Linked DNA regions of Mus musculus: all the other regions are linked to region 1. The links are chromatin loops, found by intact Hi-C in ENCODE. Cell type or tissue: left cerebral cortex. All regions are shown on one strand.

Region 1 (4,000 bases):
CTTGTTTGTACTCTGTATATGACTGTGAAGCCTCTCACTTCTAAGTGTAGGAATGTAACTCACTTATAAACCTTGTGTTTTAGTGGTAAAAACACATGACTTATGTCAACCTTAGCTTCCAAGTATTCTGAGCTCAGGCCTGTCAGTGGAACGTAAAAAACCATGGGATGAGCAGTACTGTGGCAAATGACAAGAAGATAGTATCCTTTTGCAATTATAGGATGAGCCTTACAGCTCTTCTTCCTCAGAAATATATATATATGTCATTAGATAGATAAAGAACGTGTACAAAAATCAAAAATACAGTCCATTCTGATCAAACAAGACATATACCAATGAAATGTACTATTGATACCAAATGCAGATGTAAATAGAATGAGTTATGAGACTATTGGCATAGCAGGGCATATGAAGGCACAAAGCAACAACCTGCTGCAAGATATGTTAGAAGTGTGACTGAGAAAGAAGAACCAAAGCCCATTATATTTTCCTCAACCCATGGCATCTTGGTTAGGATGCTCAATGAAAGTACTATTTAATAATACACCCACACAGGCCACCAAAGAGTCTCCTTCCTCAACCTACTGAGAAAGCTACTCGAGTTGACTGGGTCGGACTGACAATGAGGATGTTTCACTGACTGGCCTTTGCAGTCAGCACACATCATCCCTGAGACCCATTGTGTTACAAGATTGGAAAGGCAGCTAGCTGTAAGTGGAACATTTTCACCTTTATGAGAATTTCTAGCTATTTCCAGGGGGAAAAAAAAAAGCAAAACAGGAGCCCAAACTGTACTCTTTGCCCATCCAGGACAGAAAGTATGCTCTTTCCATGACCCAGGGTCTGACTTGCTATATCCCTGTCTCTGTCTTTCTTTCTCTCTCTGTCTCTTTTCCTCTCTCCTCTTTCTGTTCTCATTCACGTGTTTGTGCTCTCCGCTGCTTGTTTACTCTGCCTTTTATTTCTCTGGTTTATCACTGGCTCCTTTGCTTCCCATCATTTGATACATTATAAGTTTGGAATCTTTACCAGTTGTCCCCTTCAAAGAAAGCCCATTTCCTCCACATAGAATGTCTTTGGAACTGTGTGAATAAATCTGTTGAGAACGGGTAGATGGTTTCTAGGTAATCTGTGCAGACAGAACTGCCATTCAGTTCTGGAGCTTCAGATCAACCATCTGCAGAGAGAACCATCAGAAGCAAATTGGTATTTATGGCGAAACTGTCCTTTGCCCTCAACCCAACATCAAATTTGAAAACTTTCCAAGCTGTATCACACGTGTACATCTGGCTTTTGATGCTTTGAGGTGTGTGTCGGTGAGGAGGAATAGAGCTGATAAATATAGTTCCATTCTTTCATCCATTGGTGACCCAATTTTCCAGAGTCATTTTGCATGCAGAGAAAAAGAGTAATGATAGGCAGAATAAAATTGTGTCGTGAAAATGTGTTAAAAAAAAAGACATTTTAAAGATATTTGGTACTAGGCAATGACTTATCAAAAAGGCATTAACTACGTCCCCAATTATAAATATTGATAGTAAGAATATAATTTATCAGTACTAAGAGATTTTTCTAGTGTGGAGATGGATCTAGGTGCAACCATTTACACTGGTATGTCCCAAGGCATTCTGGTGGGAGCATCCAAGGATCCATGAGAAAAATAAAAGGCATGGAAGTCCCTCCTTGCCTAGCAACAATGGCTCTTTTCACGAATGTAGACGCAGAGCATGTCAATTCTTCCCAACCCCTCCCTGTATTCTTCTGGGAAGAAATCCCCACTCTCACTTTCTGCGTAACTTGGTGTAGTTCATGCTGGTGCCAAGTTGGACACAAGGGGGCACCGAAGAGCCACGGATTTTGCCCTCGGACCTTTCCACGAGTACAGTTTCCAACAGCAGCAAAGGCCAGGAAACCCTGGCCTTCTGGGGCAGAATACCTTCTCCTCAAGAAGCTGGCAGACCCATCAGCATGGTGGAACGGGAGGAATCAGCAAACGTCATCCACAGCTTGTGTTTACCCCTGCTTCCATCATGGCGCTAACGTTACAGCACCCCATGATGGTGGATAAAGTACCATATTAAATTCCCCTCCCTCCTTCCTCTGCAACCTCTCTACCATTCTCTCTTTCCTTCCTTCCTATTTTCTTTAACCAATTCAGCATTGCATCATGCTGTTTTAGAGAAATTGCAACAAAAATCTATTTTAGAAGAATCACCCGATATTAGAAAAAGTGATAATAGGCTTCCCAACAATGCATGTCAAGGACTGGCATCCTGACTGCATTCTTAACAAAGAAATTATTATTTTTCAATCCATCTGTTTGCCAAAGGAGACAGTTGCTTGTTGATTTCTTCTCCGAGCTTTGTCTCCTATCCTTACCTTAACAGTGAAAAACTGGCAGGGTTCTTGACACAACCCAAAGAGCCACGGGGTAATTCGTAGGGCAACAATAAAGTTATGTGCTAGTTTCTCTCATTGAAAAGGAGATGGGGAATTTGACTATTGATTTCAATTTTTCTCTGTCTGCGCAAGAGAGCTTGAATTTTATTAAACGCAGTCAATTTGTGATGAAATATTCTTTTTATTTTTCAAGATAGATTGCTGATTTACTTTCGAATGGTGGGAAAATAAGTCTTACCTGCTGGGTGCTGAAGAGAAGCACTTATTTGCTTTATCGATTTGGTCCATTTTTGTGAGATGTTTTCTATGTATTTTTTATTTAGCTACAAAACCTGCCTACAAAAGGTCCTGGCTCCTGGACTGCTTCAGTCTCCTGGAGAGCAGTTCCGGAAAGAAAAATTTGGGATTTATAAATAATTCTCTTGACAGAGAACCATTTCTTCAGTGGAAGCCTGTCCCTCAAGTGTGAATAAGCACAGATATAACTCCTGTACTTTTTGATTGGTTAGGTTCTCTTGTAGTTTGAAAATATGAATGAAAGAAACTTTTTGTCTTCCAAGTAGGACCTGCAGCTCATTGTCAAGAAAGAGGTGTGGAGCATCAGGGGTAATGTCATTCATGCAAAAGATGCTAGCTTTCAAAAACAATCCTCTGGCCTACACGTCTTTATTTTTGTATCAGAGGATTAAAAACCTCTTTTCTGAAAACAAAATTATGGTAATACTTCTTTGACAAAAAAAAAATCTTTATTTATTGAAAGATGTGTTTTTAAAGAGCATTCAGTCACAACGGAGAATACTTGACCTGGGATTCTAAGAGGGAAATGAGTTGTGCAGCTTTCAGTAAAATGTATGTATGCTTATGTATGGGAACCAGAGTGCATCTTGGAGTGAAAAGGTGAATCATTTTCTAGGAGTTAGGATGGTAGGTGATGTAACATTTGGATTGTTTATTTTATAACATGTTTTATAGGGAAAGGGCATTGGGAATTTTCGTCACAGTGATTCGTTTGGATACACGACACCAATTATGTTATATTTTAGGGAATGTTGGAATTAAATCATTTGACTGCTGGATTGTTTCCAAGTAGTATAGAATTCCAGTGGTGATAACCACTCCCAATCCATAGAGAGCATCAGACTGAGAGTTTTCTATGTAGACTGGAAAGATAAAAGGCAAATTTTGTTACAATTTAAATTGTGACTAGTATCTTAAGGAAGTAGACCCAAGACCCATAGCACTTTAATTTCCTGGGCAATCAGGTAAGACTGGCAAGTTCTAAAGAACTCTTAAGAGTAGTATAAGGACCTACACTGGAACCAGTGGCTGAGTTGTACAGCAAGATTTTTGTTAAATGAATGCTGGTTTTTGTAGAGTATGTGTGTGTGTGTGTGTATACACGTGTGTACATGCTTGTGTGGTGTATGTGTGTGTGCATGTGTGTGATAGGGCATAGCAAAGGGTTCTCACTACAGGGAGACAACTAACTGCGTGTGAATAAGGGCACTCACTACAGAGAAACAGCAACCAACAGTGTGTGACTATTGACAAGAGCCATACTGGCACAAATGTGATGTGTAATGTGTGTATGTGTGTGTGT
Region 2 (4,000 bases), 1.1 Mb before region 1:
TTGATCTTAGGAAAAAGGACACAGAATGGGCTCCCACCCCCTACATACACACACTTTTTAGTGAACGTGCCTTTTTCCTAGGGTTCTACTACCCATAATAAAATAAATCCCGTAGAGCAGTATTCTAGCATCTTTTATTCACAGGAATGCAGAAGTCACCCAAGAGATGGGCCAAATTCAATGCCAAGTATGCAAACCTCCTTTGTAGGTACTTTGGTAGACTATTGAGTCATATTCTCTTAATCACGCTTGGAACCCTTCTCATATTTCCTAGGGGAGCTATTCTGGTCCACACAAAGGCACACTATCAGAGTGGGTGTGGTATTTTGAATCACAGGAGTAGTTGTGCAACACCCATGTCCACTATTCGAACATTTATTTCTTGTGTACCCAAGATTATCAAAGCATTGTAGCAGAAAGCCACTGTCCAAGAGGCAGAATTAGCAACAGCGTCCAAGTAGGAGCTGAAGCCCAAAAGGAGAGAGATCAAGGGCAGGAAGGAATTCTAAGGGCCACTTTGAAATTCGAAACTAAAAAGATCTGATATTCTATCTGTAGGCATTTTCAGGCTAGAATAGGGTGGCGGTTGGGAGGGGGAGAAAGGAGAAGAAAAACTGCGTGTACAAAGAAAGCTTGCTTGGCCTGTGGCCAAGAAAAGAGGCATCACAAACTGGGAGGAGTTTGAAGGCAACACAAAAGAACCTAGAGCCAAAGGACAGAGGGGGAGACAACCCAACTTAAAAGCTCTGGGCCAATGCTGGTTGCTTCAAAGCCGTGCTAGCTTCTTATACATGTTTGTCTCCCCCAACACCAAGGGTTTGTCACTGCTGTTGTCATCTCCAGTGACTGGAAAGCAAAATAAAGCTGCACAGGCTCCCCCACCTCTACTGAGATGGCTTCAGACATGGAAATAGCCCAGTACAACCTTCACCACAAAGGAGCGTTCCTCTCTCGCTTCCCTTTGCTCCCTGAGACGCATCTTTATGCAAAGGGGCAGATGTCATCATGACAGGGACCAGGAGATGTGTACATCAGGTGGACAGAATGTTCACTGTGGGCTTATCAGCCTAAAAGCTGCAGATAACTGGAGGTGAAGAGAGAACTGAGTGGTATGCAAAGTGGGAGGCCAGCTAGGCAGAAGGAAGCCTTTGACCTTGGAGAGGCGAGGCGGAGTCGTACCAAAGTGTAGGGTGGGAGTGGGGGAATGGAATGAGGAATTCCGTGCTGTAATATATTCTGGTAAAAATGGGGCTGTCATCTTGAGCTACAAGTTAGAAAGTTATTACTTTTAATATGCCACTACCTTAGGCCTATACTGTTATGTAAAAGAAAAATAACCTTGTGTGACAGTTTAACATTGATCGATGTGCCTGCCAAACGCGAAGAGATAAATAAGCAGGTGATGAATAAACACCACTTCAAGTAAAGACATTACGCCGCATGCATAAAACGGCGCCAGGCACCTAGGAGCTGTGGGTGGCCGAAGGTTGGCCATTTCATGCCCACTCAGTAAAGCAGACTTAATCGCTTCCAATATTTTCTGTTAAAAAGCACGCTTAATGAGCCAATTTCACAAGCCCAGAGAAACTGATTATTATCTCCGAGTTCCAACAGAGTTGGTTGTTTTCCAAGAGCCAGCTCTTTTTTTTCCTTGATGGGATAAAATCCTTTTTTAAAAGAGAGAGAGAAAAGAGAGAGGGGTGCCAGAAGAGAGAGAGAGAGAGAGAGAGAGAGAGAGAGAAGAGAGAGAAGGGGGAGTGAGAGAGGGAGGGAGGGAGAGAGGGAGGGAGGGAGGGAGGGAGAGAGAGAGAGAGAGAGAGAGAGAGAGAGAGAGAGAGAGAGAGAGAGAGAGAGAGAGAGAGAGAGAGAGAGAGAGAGAGAATATGTGAGCCAAGGAGCCAGCCTGAGGGCACAGACTCCTGCTCACCAGGCAAGAATGGCCGCTAGATGGCAGTGTTACCCTGCAATCTGCCCCAGGGCCCAACTAGGTCTGGACAGAAAGCTAGGAGGGTAATTAAAGCTCAAAGCAGCCGCCTGAAGAGTTCACACCCTACCACAGTGCAGGCCCTTTGTCCAGTTTCTTCATGCCCAAGCAGCTAGAAGGCAAGAGACAAAGGGACAGCCCCCAAAGGCCTCCGTCCCTCTAACAAGCAAGGTTTGAGCATTGCCTGCTAGGCTTCCTTTCTTTGGGTGCAAGAGTCCTTTCTCTGGTGACATATTTACACGGAGAGCTTGGCCATCACTGTGTACCTTACAGGATGAAGCAGACGACTACTGGGGGCAAAAATTCCAGAAGACAGAAATCTCACCTTTACCTTTTTTTATTTTTTTCAGGAGAGTGGCCCCTTTTCTTTTCTTTTCTTTTCTTTTCTTTTCTCCTTTTCTTCTCTTTTTCTTTTCCTTTTCCCCTTTTCTCTTCTATGCACTTTGCACACTCCCCCGCCCCCACAACGTTTGTTTTTGTTTGTTTTTGTTTTTGTTTGTTTGCATAGTTTCAGTAAGAGGTCTACAAAAATGGATACGAATAGGGTGGAAAATGGATACGAATAGGGTGGAGGGAAAGAGAAAGACAGTGCCCATGATGGTGAGAACAGGAACATATAACACTTTGTGTTTCTGACTGAGTTCATGAGAAGGCAGCTCACTGAAGGCCTGAGAAGTACTTTTCTTTCTGGTTAGAAGTTGCTCCTGTAATAACAGACTATGACAGAAAAGCATTCGTATTTTCTCGCCTTGTTTTATAAAATGACAGGTGCATAAGGAAACAAACACCCAAAGATGGAGGGAAAGGTGTGTGTTTGCTTGCTTGTGCTTGGTGAGGTCCAGCTCGCCAAGGCTAGCAAGGACCCTTGAGGTCTTTTGCCTGTCCTTTTGTCTCCAGGATGACACCTGCCCAGTGAGGCTCTTGAGTAACTTCTCTGCTTCGGGTGCCTTCTCCAGTCACCTGTGGTAAATACGCTCTGGAGTTGGTCCTTTCTACAGTTCCGTTTCTGTTTTATCCCTAGCATCTCTGCTTTGCTGCTCTACAGAAGCAGACTCCAAGTGGTATTTTCTCTGAAGCTTCTAAATGCTCCTCAGACGTCCTGATTCTTCTCTGTAATGGACCAATCGTTGCTAAGCATTACTTCATTCTTCTCTCATAGGTGTCTAGAAGTAAAAGATAAGAGCCGAGAATTATTTTTGCTCTATTGCTAACTCTCTTCTCCTTTGAATCATCAGAGACAAAATTAACCTCAAAATTCATGAATTTAATACTTCTGTCACACATCTTGAGAACATTCTCTTACAGAAAAAGAACACACATCAATTATTTGGTTAGCTGATAAGAAATGAAAGGCCAAGTTTGGAAAATGTTCAAGTTTTCTATGAATATTCATAAATAATGAACTTGCATCTCAAAATTTTCGCATCACAAAAGTTAAAAGAACATACATAGTAAGTGATATCTGAATGTATCATTTCTGAGAGGGGAGGGTCCCCCAGACGTCCACTGTCTTTTCCCACAACAGTGTGTTAGGCACTGTGAACAGAGCCTGGGTCTACTGTCCTCGAGCACACTGGCTGGTGGCTTCAAAACAGTAATGAGGTCAAGGAGAACGGTCTCCAGAGTTGGTCCCTTGCCTGGACCTAGGAGGTCCTTGATGGCTGCTGGACTTAATTAGTTGAAGAGCCAGGAAAGAATAATCGTGTTGCCTAGGGCTGCCACAAATGGATACTGTACACCAGCTGGCTTGAGAAGACAGAGACTACCTTTTTTTTCACCATTTTGGTAGTTTCAAGTGTGCAGTGTTCAGTTCTGAGGGAAAATGCATTCCTTTCCTGTGTTCAAGCTTCCAGAGGCTGCCAGCCCTGGAAAGTTACCACGTGACATGTCAGGTGGGGTAGATAATTCATAAGATGGTGGCAATAATCACGGTACCTTGTAAATCAAATGCTAATTTGCAAGCCTTAAATACATATAACTTGTAAAATGGATATTTATTAATAAGGGGATGGTTTG
Region 3 (4,000 bases), 550 kb after region 1:
GATTGAAAGCCGGCATTCTTGTTCCTGTGAACAGCCACACTTAGCAGTAGAGTTAGCAAGCAACCTCACCAGAATCATCTGTCTAGAATAAGATCGTCTAGTCCCTTGCTTGGATGCTGTAGCTGCAAATGAGCCCTTGGTTGTAAGTATTTGAGAAAGAATAAAGCTTGATACAGAGGCAAGCCATTTGAAGTGTGAAATTCTATGTTCATAAACACACTTTGTAGCAACATGTGCCAAAGCACTAACAAAGAACTTGGTTCTGGAAATGACTTTTTGATATCTACAAGGACCTTTTTCTCTTGTCACTTCATAGATGGGAAATTATTGGGAAAGGGGAAGCCAAACAACATCACCATGCTGTGCTTACGGCCATAGCAGACTTCCAGCAGCGAAATACATGGCCAAGATGGCACTGCCAGACAAAGCAAGAGACTTACGGCATAGCCATATTCTAGAATGATCAAGATAGGGAAACTAGAGATCCTTCCTAAGGCTGTGTGTCTTTAAAATTCTTAAGACATGTGTTTCCTTATTCATGTGTTTAGTGTATGTGCATATGAATGGTGTGTGAGTGTGGAGTGTGGGTGATGGGCTGGAGTAAGCTCTCTCCGTATACCACGTGGGACCTTTGGATGAAACTCAGGTTGCTAAACTTGGAGAAAACCACCTTTATATGGTGGGTCTTTTCACGGAGACACAGGGATTTGTATTGAACTTACACAGCAATGAAGAGTCCTTCTGTTAGTAGCTATGAACTAAACAAATAAACAAACAAAACCAGAATGTTTCTTTTATGGAGCCCGGAGAGATGGATCAGTGGTAAAGTGTGCTGCTGCTCTTGCACAGGACCCAAAGTCAGTTCCCAGCACCCATCTCAGGTGTATCACAACCACCTGTACCTCCAGCTACAGGGCAATCCTAGAGTATAATCTCTGGGGCAGCTACTCTCACACACACATATGCACTTGCACATAATCCACATAATTACAAGCTAGTAAGATTAAATCTTTGAAAAAAAAATATTGGAGTAATTAGTCATTAAATTAAACATGTATCCAGTTCCAAATCATGATCTTCATATTCAGCCTCTCTTGCCAGGGCAAAGCCTGGGATACAAGAAGTAGCACTGTGCCTTTATTTCCTGCAGCTAGAGAACGCATCTCTCATCCCAGCCTCTGTGCCTGGAGATAGAGTGGGTAACTGCTCCTCTAGCCCAGATTACCTTCTCATGGAGCAGCAAGGTTCATTATACCCCCTTTATCAGCAGTGAGGTTTACAGCTGAAACCATAAGAGATCCGTGTGAAACATGAGCCAAGAGAGAGGTACTGAGTCTCGCCAGTAATAAGCCCTCTTCAGGGATCCAGCATTAGTGAGATTCAGGGGATCATGGAGCACAGGGGGATCATTTTTACATGATTATTCTAAATTCTTAAACCAGAGGCTTAAGAGAGCGGCTTCCCACAAAGCAGCCGTGGGAATTGTTGAATGATCACTACAACACATGCAGTGGGTTTAGCCACTCCAGGTAGCTCCAAGTGCGGTTCCCCAGCAGGTACTCAGCTACGTGCTTTCCAGGGGAAAAGTGGAGGAGGGGGAGGAAGGGCTATCCTGAGGAAAGGTTTTCTCACTCTGTCAGCCTTGGGCACTCCTCATTAGCAGAGTTGGCAGCTCCTCCCTCTTCCTTCCTCCACTGTAAGATTTGCTTGGCTTCTCACCAGTCTGGTGTTTTTGCATTCTCTGCAGATTACCACTTGTCCATAAAAAGGACTGAACTTACTGTGTGTGTTCTCCTGGACAGACTGTGGAGGAGGGCTTAGAACGACCTGCCAAATACAGGCTTCAGTTCTCAGCACTCATCTTTCCATTTCCAGAAATAATGCTTAGCTTTAGAGGAAAAAATACTGATTCTATTTCCTGCCTTTCTTTGACCCAAACTTCCAAATCCTCTTGTATTCTATTCAGAAGAGAACTTTACCATTTATCCATGACTTCCTTATCCCAGACAGTCAAGGAGTCCAATGGTTCAGAGCAATGGCTATCAGCTTTTAGTTACAACAGGCCAACAGTAACAAAAGGACCTTTGGTTTGGGGAAACCAGATACATCCTTTTATCTATCTCACAATGTGCTAAAGACCTAGAAAATGGATCAAAGTCCATGTATACCTTCACTATCTAAACTCCAGTAAGTTTCTCATCTGATAAGCTGTCTTCAGGGATCTGGCATTATCACGATTCAGTGGATCATGTAGCTCAGGGGATCATTTCGTGAAGGGGTATGATTGAGGTTCATTGTGGAATTAGTAGTCATTTGCTTCTTCAAAAGTCTATGTCATCCCCTCCCATTGAGAGACTGAGAAGTAGAATCTGGCTGCATTCATGTCTTCTCCAACAATAAGGACTCTTGGCACAGCCTGGGCTAAACTACACTACAGGCTAAATGATATGATGGGGATGCAATTTGGACATTTTCAAATACTTCTGTTCTCACATTTATTTGAAAAAAAATTTCAAAGTGTTTGGATCATATTATATATAAATATTTAAACTGCCATGTACTGAATCATCTTCCTTCCACACCCACAGTTTGAAGTAATAACTGCAAATATAGTCATATTGAAGGAGATAAAATAAAATGAGGTCAGAGAGCAGGGTCTGGCGTTCTTTCACAAAGGCATGGAGATACTAGAGTTCTCTTTCTCTGTACATTACCAAGCAAAGATAAAGAAGAGTGCTTCACTGACGACCATCTCAGCTTCTCGAACATGGACATCCATTCTCCAGAGGTGTGGGACATTACATTTGTTCCCAGTATCTCTTCAATCATTCTGGTAGCTTGATAAAGGCAAACACCTAAGAGTTCTGTTAGATACGTGTCAAAACAGTGCCAGCGCCAGGAGTCAAATGTGCATGTGTGACCTTGGCTGATGTTAGGAGTTGAATTCCAGTGTGTGCATGTGGTTCTGTGTGTGCTGATGTCTCATGTGCATGTGAGTCTTCCTGTGCTGTTGTCATGCTACAGTTTGGGGTATGGGGAATATTGGAGTATGTTCCAATTTTGAGAAATAAACAAAGACTTGATGTTCAATATTGTGTACCCCTCTGCTTGTTGATCTATCCAAGGTAAGAATGCCCATGGCATTTAATGGGAAGAGAAGGGAAACCTGTTTATAAAAAAGTCAAAAAGCTCAAAATAAACCACAAGAGGAAGTCTGTGGATATATCCACATGAAGAGATGGTATGCTTTTTTTGTCTCACAAATCCTGCATATGTGTATAACATGAGAGCGATTCAGACCTGTTCTCTCATAAAAATTAAGAGCAATGTTTACTTTTAAGAACAGATTGGTGGTATGGAAAATAAAGCTAACATTCTACATAAGACAATTCACATGAATCTGAGATTTAGGTGTAAGAACAAACTATAAAACACTATAAGAAAACTTTAGTACCTATTCATATGGTTTTGAAGTAGGTAAAATATTTTCAATGTGAAATTGAAATTTTTTAAATTATTTTTTTATGTGTGTTTATTTTCTTTTGCTATTTTGTATCTTCTTAAAAGTTAGTGATACAAGCTCTGAGCCACCTTGGGCACAAACTTGACAGGCTGTCCCATGGTCCCCAGAGGACTCTCCACACTCCAGGCACCCTAGCACACCCAGGATCTTAGAATCATGGGTGAGTGGGATGCAATATCTGTTCCAAAACAATCATGAGGGGCCTGTGCCAGCAGGAGCAGGGACACAGAAAATCTGCCCGACCAGCGACTCAGGTTCCTTCTGGTCTGCTCCAGCTCTGGGCCATCTTGGGCACAAACTCAGAGGACTGTACAACAGTAGCCAGAGGACTCTACATGCCCCAGGTGCCTTAACACGCCCAGGATCTTAGGATCACTGGTGACTGGAATGCAACATCTGTCCCAACACAACTGGGAGTGTCTGAGGCCAGCAGGAGCAGGGACACAAAAGCCTGACCTGACCAGCAGTGAAGGTTCC
Region 4 (4,000 bases), 1.9 Mb after region 1:
CTCCTATGCTAATATGATCAATAATTATGCAGAGGGCAATAATATTAAACTGCTTTTATCCCCTGAAGGGAATGCTTATGTGCTTGAGATAGTGACTTTTTTAGTATATTCCAAAACCTCTGCAGATTTTATTCATGCAAGAGAAGTTTGACCTTCAACTAAACTCAAATCTATAATTTAAAGTGGCCTCTTTGACTCAAAATCCTCTCCATTTCCATGCCAAATGGGTCATCGGCTGCTCTCCAAGTAATATTCACTCCAGAGGACCGTCCCAGCTACCCATACACACACACTTTTGCATTTCTGCTCACAGACTTAAGTTACCCTCTCCAATATGTGACTGCAGCCTAATTGATAGCGGAATGCAAGAAGAGAATCTCAGGCGCTGGCTGCGGCAGACTAGCCGCCTTCCCTCAGAGAATTCTTTTACTTGTCTTTTAAATTTTCCTTTCTTGTCAAAATTGCAGGTGCAGATAAATGCTGGAATCTTATCTCAATCAGAAAGTGCTATGAACAAGAAAAGATGGAGAGTTTTGATTGTCGTTGAGGACAGAGCCGCAAACAGCTGGAGGCCTGCCGTTCCCTTTAGCTCCCATCCATCTGAGGGAAAGAAAAATGCACGGCGAACTTCACTCAATCTGTGCAGAAAGATGAGGACATTCACACTGAAATGAAGAACCACACTCCCCAGACAGTGTTAACCCAGAGAGCGGCATTGCTGCCAGCTGCAGAGACCTCGAGTGTGGTAGGCATGACCTTGGCAAGGTGGCCACGGGGAAACCCTGAGGAATTACTGGACCAGAGGCTTTCATGGAGCCCTAGGAATTTCTCCTCAGCCAGGTTTCCTTTCTCCAGATAAAACAAAGGTGTTTTAAATGACTTTCAACTAAACCTAGAGATGATTACGGGAAGGAAGACACAGACAAACAAGAAGCCTCTGCGTTCTACCGCTCCCACAGCCAGCCTGCCAGCCCATGCCAGCGGTGAAGGGCCTTTACTGACGCTGTCTCTCATTCACGCTGGATGCGCATGCTCCGTATCAGCATCAGAGAGTGTGTTGTGAATTTTGAGTTCAGCCTTGGTCCAGCTCTGGGCATACTGCAATGGCTCAATGAAGAACTTGAATACAGTTCCTCCATATTTTGTCAATGTATAAAAACATCAGAATTTGTTCATGATGTTAATTTTTCCTTTCCTGTTTCTGGTCCTAATTCCTCTTTTTCCCTACGTTTTTAGTATTTCCCTCAGACTCAAAGTACCCATCAGTCACTGTGAGCCCCAAGTACTGGAAATGTGGTTACTTCAAACTGAGATGTGCTGTAGGTCAAAAATGCACACTAAAGAGCGCTCTAAAGGGCAGTGTGGTGAACACTGTGGAGATTCTCTTCATGTTAAAATGGTCACATTTGAGATATTTTGGGTAAAGCCAAAAACAGTATTAAAATTGATTTTTATCAGTTTATGTTGTTAAATATGCCTTCCAGAAAACCTAAAACAACTAAATTGAATGGTTCATCTAGAGAGCACTAGCTCCTGTTCGCACCTGGCCCCTTCTTCTCCATGCTTCTCTGTCTCTCTGTCTCTGTCACCCTAACCCCCACCCCTGACAGTCCAAGAAGACCTGAAATCACAACCATCTCCATGAAGTCCCTGAAGAAGCAGTTTCTCTCTGCCAAGCTACACAGGTCCTGGCAGCGGGGCGAACTTTGCTGCCCTCTGCTGGTCACACTGTAATTCCGTGAACTCAAGCAGCATTCATCTCCTGGCTGGCATGGCTTTTCCTGCGCACTTTTCTGATTCTCTTCCCCCTATTGTTAGCATCTTAAGTTTAAGTATAGTGGTGATTGGCTGAACAGATGGCCCACCAGGTAAAGACAGCAAGCTTAAACCCACATAGCTGAAAAGCATATTCCATTCCTGTAAATTATCCTCAGACCTCCACACACAAACACTCCACACACACACACACACACACACACACACACACACACACACACACACACACACAGATTTATAAGGAAATAAATTTCAAGTAAGAAAATAAATGGGTGGTGTGTCTAGAAAAAGAGACTCTATCTTTTAAAAAAGAGTAGAGTTTTGGGGACAGCAGCTTTTTAGCTCTGTTTATGAGCCAGGCACGCCTATAGTCCTAGCACTGGAAGGCTTGCACAGTGGAGGATAGCCTCTGCTATGCAACATGATCAAAAACAAAACAACTTTTTAAAAAGCCATTAAGAATTCCTTGCAGGAAGACAAAGGTATCTTCTAGTGTCCGTACTCCTCACCAACGACTGCTATCCCCCATGGAATTTGTTTAATACAAGGATTAGCCACCTTTTCTACTGGAGATGGCTGGTTAGGTTTGGAAGCCCATGACTTCTTCTGGCAATACCAGGTTGCCTGCCCCACCCCGTGCCCTGCATCCCCCCACCCCCTGCAACACACACACACACACACCTTCAGAAATTCTGAAAATAAAACTTTGAAGCTGCACTTCTCAAATTTAAAGATGCCCATAGCCCATCTACGACCTTGGTAAATTTGAATCTAGTTACAATTGGTCTGGCTTTAGGCCTACCAGCCTAGGTAACAGGCTAACAGGCTCGCAGGTGATGCCCATGACCATACATAGGCAGAGTCCACGTGCACGGGTGCTCCCAGAACAGCACACCCACCCTATCTAGACACCCAAAGAGCTGTACTGTGATTGCTTCTGCCACGGCTGCTTGGGAACAAACTCAAACTGCCGTTGCTTTTGTCTGGAAAAGCAAGAATGCCCCCTTCTGACAGATCAAAATATTTACTGTAAGTGCTAAGGAAGGAAGAGTGTGGTCTGTCTCTTTCCAAAACCAATTTCTTTAGTCACTACTGATTAGAACATTTTCTTTTCCTAATAGACTAGCTGTTTAGCCTCATGTGTTGAAACCACACAGACACACATGCTAAAGAAAAGCAGGGGCATGAGCCAGGAAGGGGAACCCTCAGAGACTGTCCCAGAACGACAGAGAGACCATGGACTGGTTGCTCTTGAGAGCCGTCCACAATCTCTGGCTTTTAAACTCGGTTTCTGTCTAAATTCTTATACCTTTCCTGCCTTGATTCCTACCAAACAGATGGCATGGATGTCATCTCAGTCTGCTCTGCCCATGGTCATTAGACGCTCAGGAGGTAGAGCTGGGTCGTGTGCTTTGCTTAAACTCCACATTTGAAGCCCTTTAAATGGTGAACTGGATTCACCAAGGATATGCTTTCATTTCCAAGAATCCTGAGATGACTTCACAAACTAGGCCATTTTTAGATGCTTAAGATACTGCATTCCTGAAACAAAGCCCTTTGTGGGGAAAATCTTAAATGACCAAAAACACAGTGTACACATGAGATGAAGATCATCTGGCCAGTCTGTTTCTGGCTTAATATCTAAGGGATCGAGAATATGAGCCTACAGATCTGGGAGGTTGGTGTTGGGGGGGGGTTGTTTGTTTGTTTGTTTGAAGGCCAAGGACACGATACATCTTCAAAGTCAATGCCTTCCCACCCTCACCCCAGCATTTTCCAATGCTCCTCAATAGTTAGCTACATAGCTCTCATTAAAGTCGAATTTCCTTAGATGAGGAAGTCACTGAATGCCTAATCACACATGCAATGCTGAAAAAAAATATTAAGACTGCATTTACATTGCCAGTTTTCTTTCCCATTACACAACAGAAGATTTATCCCCCATCCAGCACGCAAGCATGGCTCTTGCACGCTTGCAGTTCCATAGGACATGTATTAGTACATCAGTCACTATTAGCACCAACCTTGACAATCTGGAAGTTATGCCTCTCTCGGTGTTATATATAGTCTTTCTTCTGGGCTAGAAACTGAACCAAACCAAAAATAATCACGAAATCCCACATCCTGGCTGTCACATACCCAGACGGGGTGACATTGCAACACCCCAGGGCCCCACAGATCTCCTGTGAGCTCTGTGGATTTCTGCCATGGGCTGCACCCACGC
Region 5 (4,000 bases), 210 kb before region 1:
TTAGGGGAACTTGAGACCTTCTTAAGTTCACAGAATTCTTTCCAAGATGACAGAACTGGGCTCAGAACTCAGGTGCCTGAATGTCCATCTGAGTCGTCCCATTATTTGACAATTTGCTCAGGGCCATGGCTGATGACTTAGCACTGATAACTGTGCCCTGATGGGAAATGAAACCCGAGGGCCAGGGTGCTACATTTATTTGGGGTTTAGGTCTTGGCTGAATGAGAAGGGACAAAGGGGATTTCCTATTTCTAATGAGCACTTAAGGCTTTTCATCTTTTAAAGGCTGTTTTCTCATCATACGCAGTAGAACCTGTTTTTAAGATATCTTCTTAGAAAAAACACAGATTCTCCTCAATCCTACTCAACCCCCCTTTTCAGTATGTTGGATCACTTTTATTAAGTGAAAATGTTCTGCAGTCTGAAGGGCTGGGCAGCTGTTAGAAACCCCCATGTTCCCACTAGCCGGGGGGGGGGGGCGGGGGCGGGGGGATTGCCCCGTTCTTTATTTCCTGGCTGCTTGGCACAGTCCTTCCACAACATACAACAAACCCCCATTATAAAGGATTATATGATAAGTCAATGAGCAAGTGAAATATGGCAACCAAATGGTGACTCCCAATTACATGAAAAACGAGTGTAATCACCCCTGCTGCAATGCCTGTCTGTTGGCAAAGTGTTTGATCTCCTTGAGAAGCATTAAAAGAAGGCCCAGTGCATTAAATAAAAATATCAGCTCTCTGTGTAATCACAAAAGTTAATACGGTCACTTAAGAAAAAGGTCTAATTGGTGTCCTAAAGGGAAACCTACTAGGCTATGTAAAGTAGCTATTATAAAAATGTTTAGCCTTCAGAGTGTATTTCAGACAGTATTTTTGTTGCCAGGTTTGTCAGCCAAAAATTCACTAAGCAGATTTGTTAGGGGCCATAATCTCTAAAACAGACATTGGCATAGGGATTAAAGATCAAGAAAATTATATACGTTTTGTATTCATATGCCAAGATTCCTTTTTCAAATAAGTTTATTTTGTGTGGGATTTAACCAGAAACATGGCTATCTTTGTTTGGTATTTAAGGCAATAGCATTTCCTGTGAAGGAATTAAAAAATAAAAATAAAATAAAAAAAATGACAGTGTTCCATTCACAGATTTAGGGTGGTTGTGGACTAGGCCAAGCTGTCTTGACATCTCCCTTTCTGACAGTCTTCAATGTAATGCTCTCTAAGGATGCTCATCTCTAAAATGCTATGATCTAGATCTAGTCTGGGTGATAGATCCCAGATGCAGCAAGAAAAAGTTCCCTTCGCTGTGATAATATAGTCTTCAGTGTTCAATAGAAGGACTGGTTGCTTTCCTCAACCAGTTGTTAGAAAATGCTAGAAAAAGTAGGAAAATGCAGTCTGGATTCTCATTAACTCATATATGGAATGCTTTCCCCCAAACTGTGGAGAGTTCTGGGAGGTGGGCAGGGTCATTTGCGAGAGCTATATAGAATAACACTTGACTTCTTTACACTTTTAAGATGAGTGTGGATGAAACCTATGGTAATAATTCATAACTTCAACAATACGTTAACAGAGAAAGCCTAGCCCTATAGATAACCAACCACAGGATACCAAAAATTAATTTACTTAGATGGAAAGGGAGTCATACATGATTTGTACAGGAACCTTCAAAGGCACTTATACTAAAGCGTTTCTGAGCCACTTTTAAATTATATCTTCATCACACAAATGAAATCTCGCATGGAGAACCGCTGACTGTGAGAAGTGGCCAGCCATCTTCCCGGGCTTTATTCAGACTTCACATCCAATCACAGGGGCAGACATAAATACATCACAGTGCTTCTGCAAAGGCTCCCAAGGTATCTATATAAAGACAGACTGCCAGAGGTCCTCCCGAAGAGATTGCTTTCCCTCCATCTCTCCTTTTCATTTTGCAATCACTATATTAACTCTGAGATCTATCTCTTAAAAAGAATTTGGAAACAAATTATAGGCCCCTTTCTGGCTGCAGGTATAATTTTCCATATTTTCTTGAGACAGATTCTTAACACACTGAAGAAATTGTTACTAAATGGGAACTCTGGGAAGTATCTGAACTGAGCTGAGGCTTCGACATCGGAATTCCACCCAGAGAGCAGATTTCCAATCCTGTGGCATCCAGGGACTTCTGTCTCAGCTTTGCATTCTGTTCAGTACAACAGAGAGGCAAAGAACGTGCCTGCTGGCCGTGTTCATGCTCACATAGACACTAGGGGGTGTCCAAGGACCAAACGTAGTCCTCTTTCCCTTCAGTCTTGTCTCCTCAGTGCTCAGAGGTCCAGCTAACTTAAAACACAGGAACTACAGGAAAAATCTATCCAATTAATTCCTGTTTTCTGCCAAAATGCATGATGTGGGGTCAGTCTCCTCATGAGTCCTGATCCCCCTGGTCCTCTGGCAGCAACTGTAATCTCAGGGTTTTGAATCCTAGGCTATCCCATGATAAGCCACAGGTACCAAGGCGTGGGGTACAAGCTGTTTACCTGTGTTTGCCTGAAGTGTTGTGTTGTGGAAGTTAATTTCAGTTTAGGTCTGCCCACAGTGCACTATGGCAGGGGGGAGACGGCAACAAGGCAGGTCTCTGCCCTCTCATTTTCCTGTGGTTCCGATGGCTTTTTAATGTAGATTATTTGTTGATTACTTCTTATTAGCCAACATTTGCTTTTGCTACTGAGGACATCTTTAGGACTTTGGTCTTGGGCTTCTTTATGAATACCTATTACTTCTTAATTATGATGATCTAATAAGATACGTCTTTCATTTTCATCTGCCATCTCTCTTCCCCTGTGATTCTTTTCCCTTTACTATTGGTCCCCAAGGGCATGTTACAGGCTCGTTTTCTTTATTGTTCCCATATTCCTCCACCCCTCCTGGTGAATTAAAAAAATAAATAGAATGCATTTTAAGGATGACAACAGTAATAATAAAGCCAGGAAATGCTTTCCAGCTAAATGCACTCATTTGAGGGCCTATTGAAAATAGTGTAAACCTAATTGAAGTAGTCAACCCCTCCCATACAGGTCAGGCTACACGCTATTAAAATGAAGGTAAGACAAAGCTGGTGACATTTCTGCATTTTCCAGTCTCACTTTTCCTGAGACATATCAATAGTATTGACAATATTATTGCGTTGTGCTTCTTAGTGACCTGAGCTGATATATTGTGGGCCAGGATAATTCTTTCTAAATGAAACCTTGTCGAATTCTTTACCGAAACAGCAAAAGGGAAATAATCATGATTCAATGTGTAGGAACTGAATATCAAAATTGTATCATTTGATGATCCAATAACACCAATCATTTAGCTTATATGGACACTCAATGCCCTCCAACTGTAGCTGTGAAAGGTTTAAGTATATTTCATAAATATGGGGGATTATGGAAATAACCCAAGAAATGTCTTTTGTGAAATGACCAAGGTGGTTGCATCTGTGAAGAAGGATCTCATATTTATTGCATTACAGCTTATGCAAGCTCATCAAGAGTTATTCCTTGGTCCAAGGCTCTTAGTGAAGTTCTGTGAGATGGAACTGCCGATCACATTTGATGGCAAAGCACTAGCAGCTGGGAAACTGCTCTTTCTCTCCCCTCTCATTTCCCAAACAATGTTTGCACTGATTAATACTATGCAACAAGACATGACGCAGAGATTGTGTTGGCATTGTATTCTGATGACCCCACACATTGTGTGCGCTCTGTGGTTCCTTTTGCTGTTCATAGTTATATGGGTTTATCAGAAATTACATGTCAGGCTCCCGATGAGTGTAATTGTATACTGATTGTGTATAGTTTTTTAAACCTCATTATTAGCCTTGTATGCAAACCAAATAAAAGGAAAGTTTAAAAAAGGAAAAAGAAAATAGCCTCCACTGGACGTCATGTCAGAGCCCAGGTGTTTGAGCCGAGATGCAGGGGGGAAACAAAATGTTCTCTCAGGGACATCTGCTGCAGCCATGT

The links. Peaks named below come from ENCODE experiments on the same cell type or tissue, not always from the same donor. Only the 100,000 strongest peaks of a DNase experiment are listed, where the experiment ranks them.
Region 2: a loop joins it to region 1, with 2.6 times the contacts of the local background. A loop is called at or near these places in 6 of 42 quality-filtered maps.
Region 3: a loop joins it to region 1, with 4 times the contacts of the local background. A loop is called at or near these places in 6 of 42 quality-filtered maps.
Region 4: a loop joins it to region 1, with 4 times the contacts of the local background. A loop is called at or near these places in 3 of 42 quality-filtered maps.
Region 5: a loop joins it to region 1, with 3 times the contacts of the local background. A loop is called at or near these places in 6 of 42 quality-filtered maps.

What each region holds. Positions count from the first base shown.
Region 1 is chr11:25,860,814-25,864,813 of GRCm38, reverse strand. The region is part of intron 2 of 5730522E02Rik (RIKEN cDNA 5730522E02 gene); the gene reads left to right. Among named protein-coding and RNA genes, the nearest start is that of Gm51856, 79 kb to the right of the region's middle. In left cerebral cortex, a CTCF peak has its summit at 1,826 (motif pointing right); a DNase peak (open chromatin) is centred at 1,857; H3K27ac peaks cover 475 bases.
Region 2 is chr11:26,959,748-26,963,747 of GRCm38, reverse strand. No RefSeq gene overlaps it. Among named protein-coding and RNA genes, the nearest start is that of Gm25387, 360 kb to the left of the region's middle. In left cerebral cortex, a CTCF peak has its summit at 1,958 (motif pointing right); DNase peaks (open chromatin) are centred at 280, 593, 1,448 and 1,964; H3K27ac peaks cover 1,796 bases.
Region 3 is chr11:25,308,662-25,312,661 of GRCm38, reverse strand. All of the region lies in intron 1 of Gm12069 (predicted gene 12069), which reads right to left. Among named protein-coding and RNA genes, the nearest start is that of Gm12069, 9.6 kb to the right of the region's middle. In left cerebral cortex, no CTCF peak of the experiment used is centred here; a DNase peak (open chromatin) is centred at 1,722.
Region 4 is chr11:23,977,237-23,981,236 of GRCm38, reverse strand. No RefSeq gene overlaps it. Among named protein-coding and RNA genes, the nearest start is that of Papolg, 84 kb to the right of the region's middle. In left cerebral cortex, CTCF peaks have their summits at 1,716 (motif pointing left) and 2,774 (motif pointing left); DNase peaks (open chromatin) are centred at 2,211, 2,761, 3,242, 3,906 and 3 more places; H3K27ac peaks cover 1,746 bases.
Region 5 is chr11:26,072,348-26,076,347 of GRCm38, reverse strand. The region is part of intron 1 of 5730522E02Rik (RIKEN cDNA 5730522E02 gene); the gene reads left to right. Among named protein-coding and RNA genes, the nearest start is that of Mir6372, 130 kb to the left of the region's middle. In left cerebral cortex, a CTCF peak has its summit at 2,246 (motif pointing right); a DNase peak (open chromatin) is centred at 2,247; H3K27ac peaks cover 214 bases.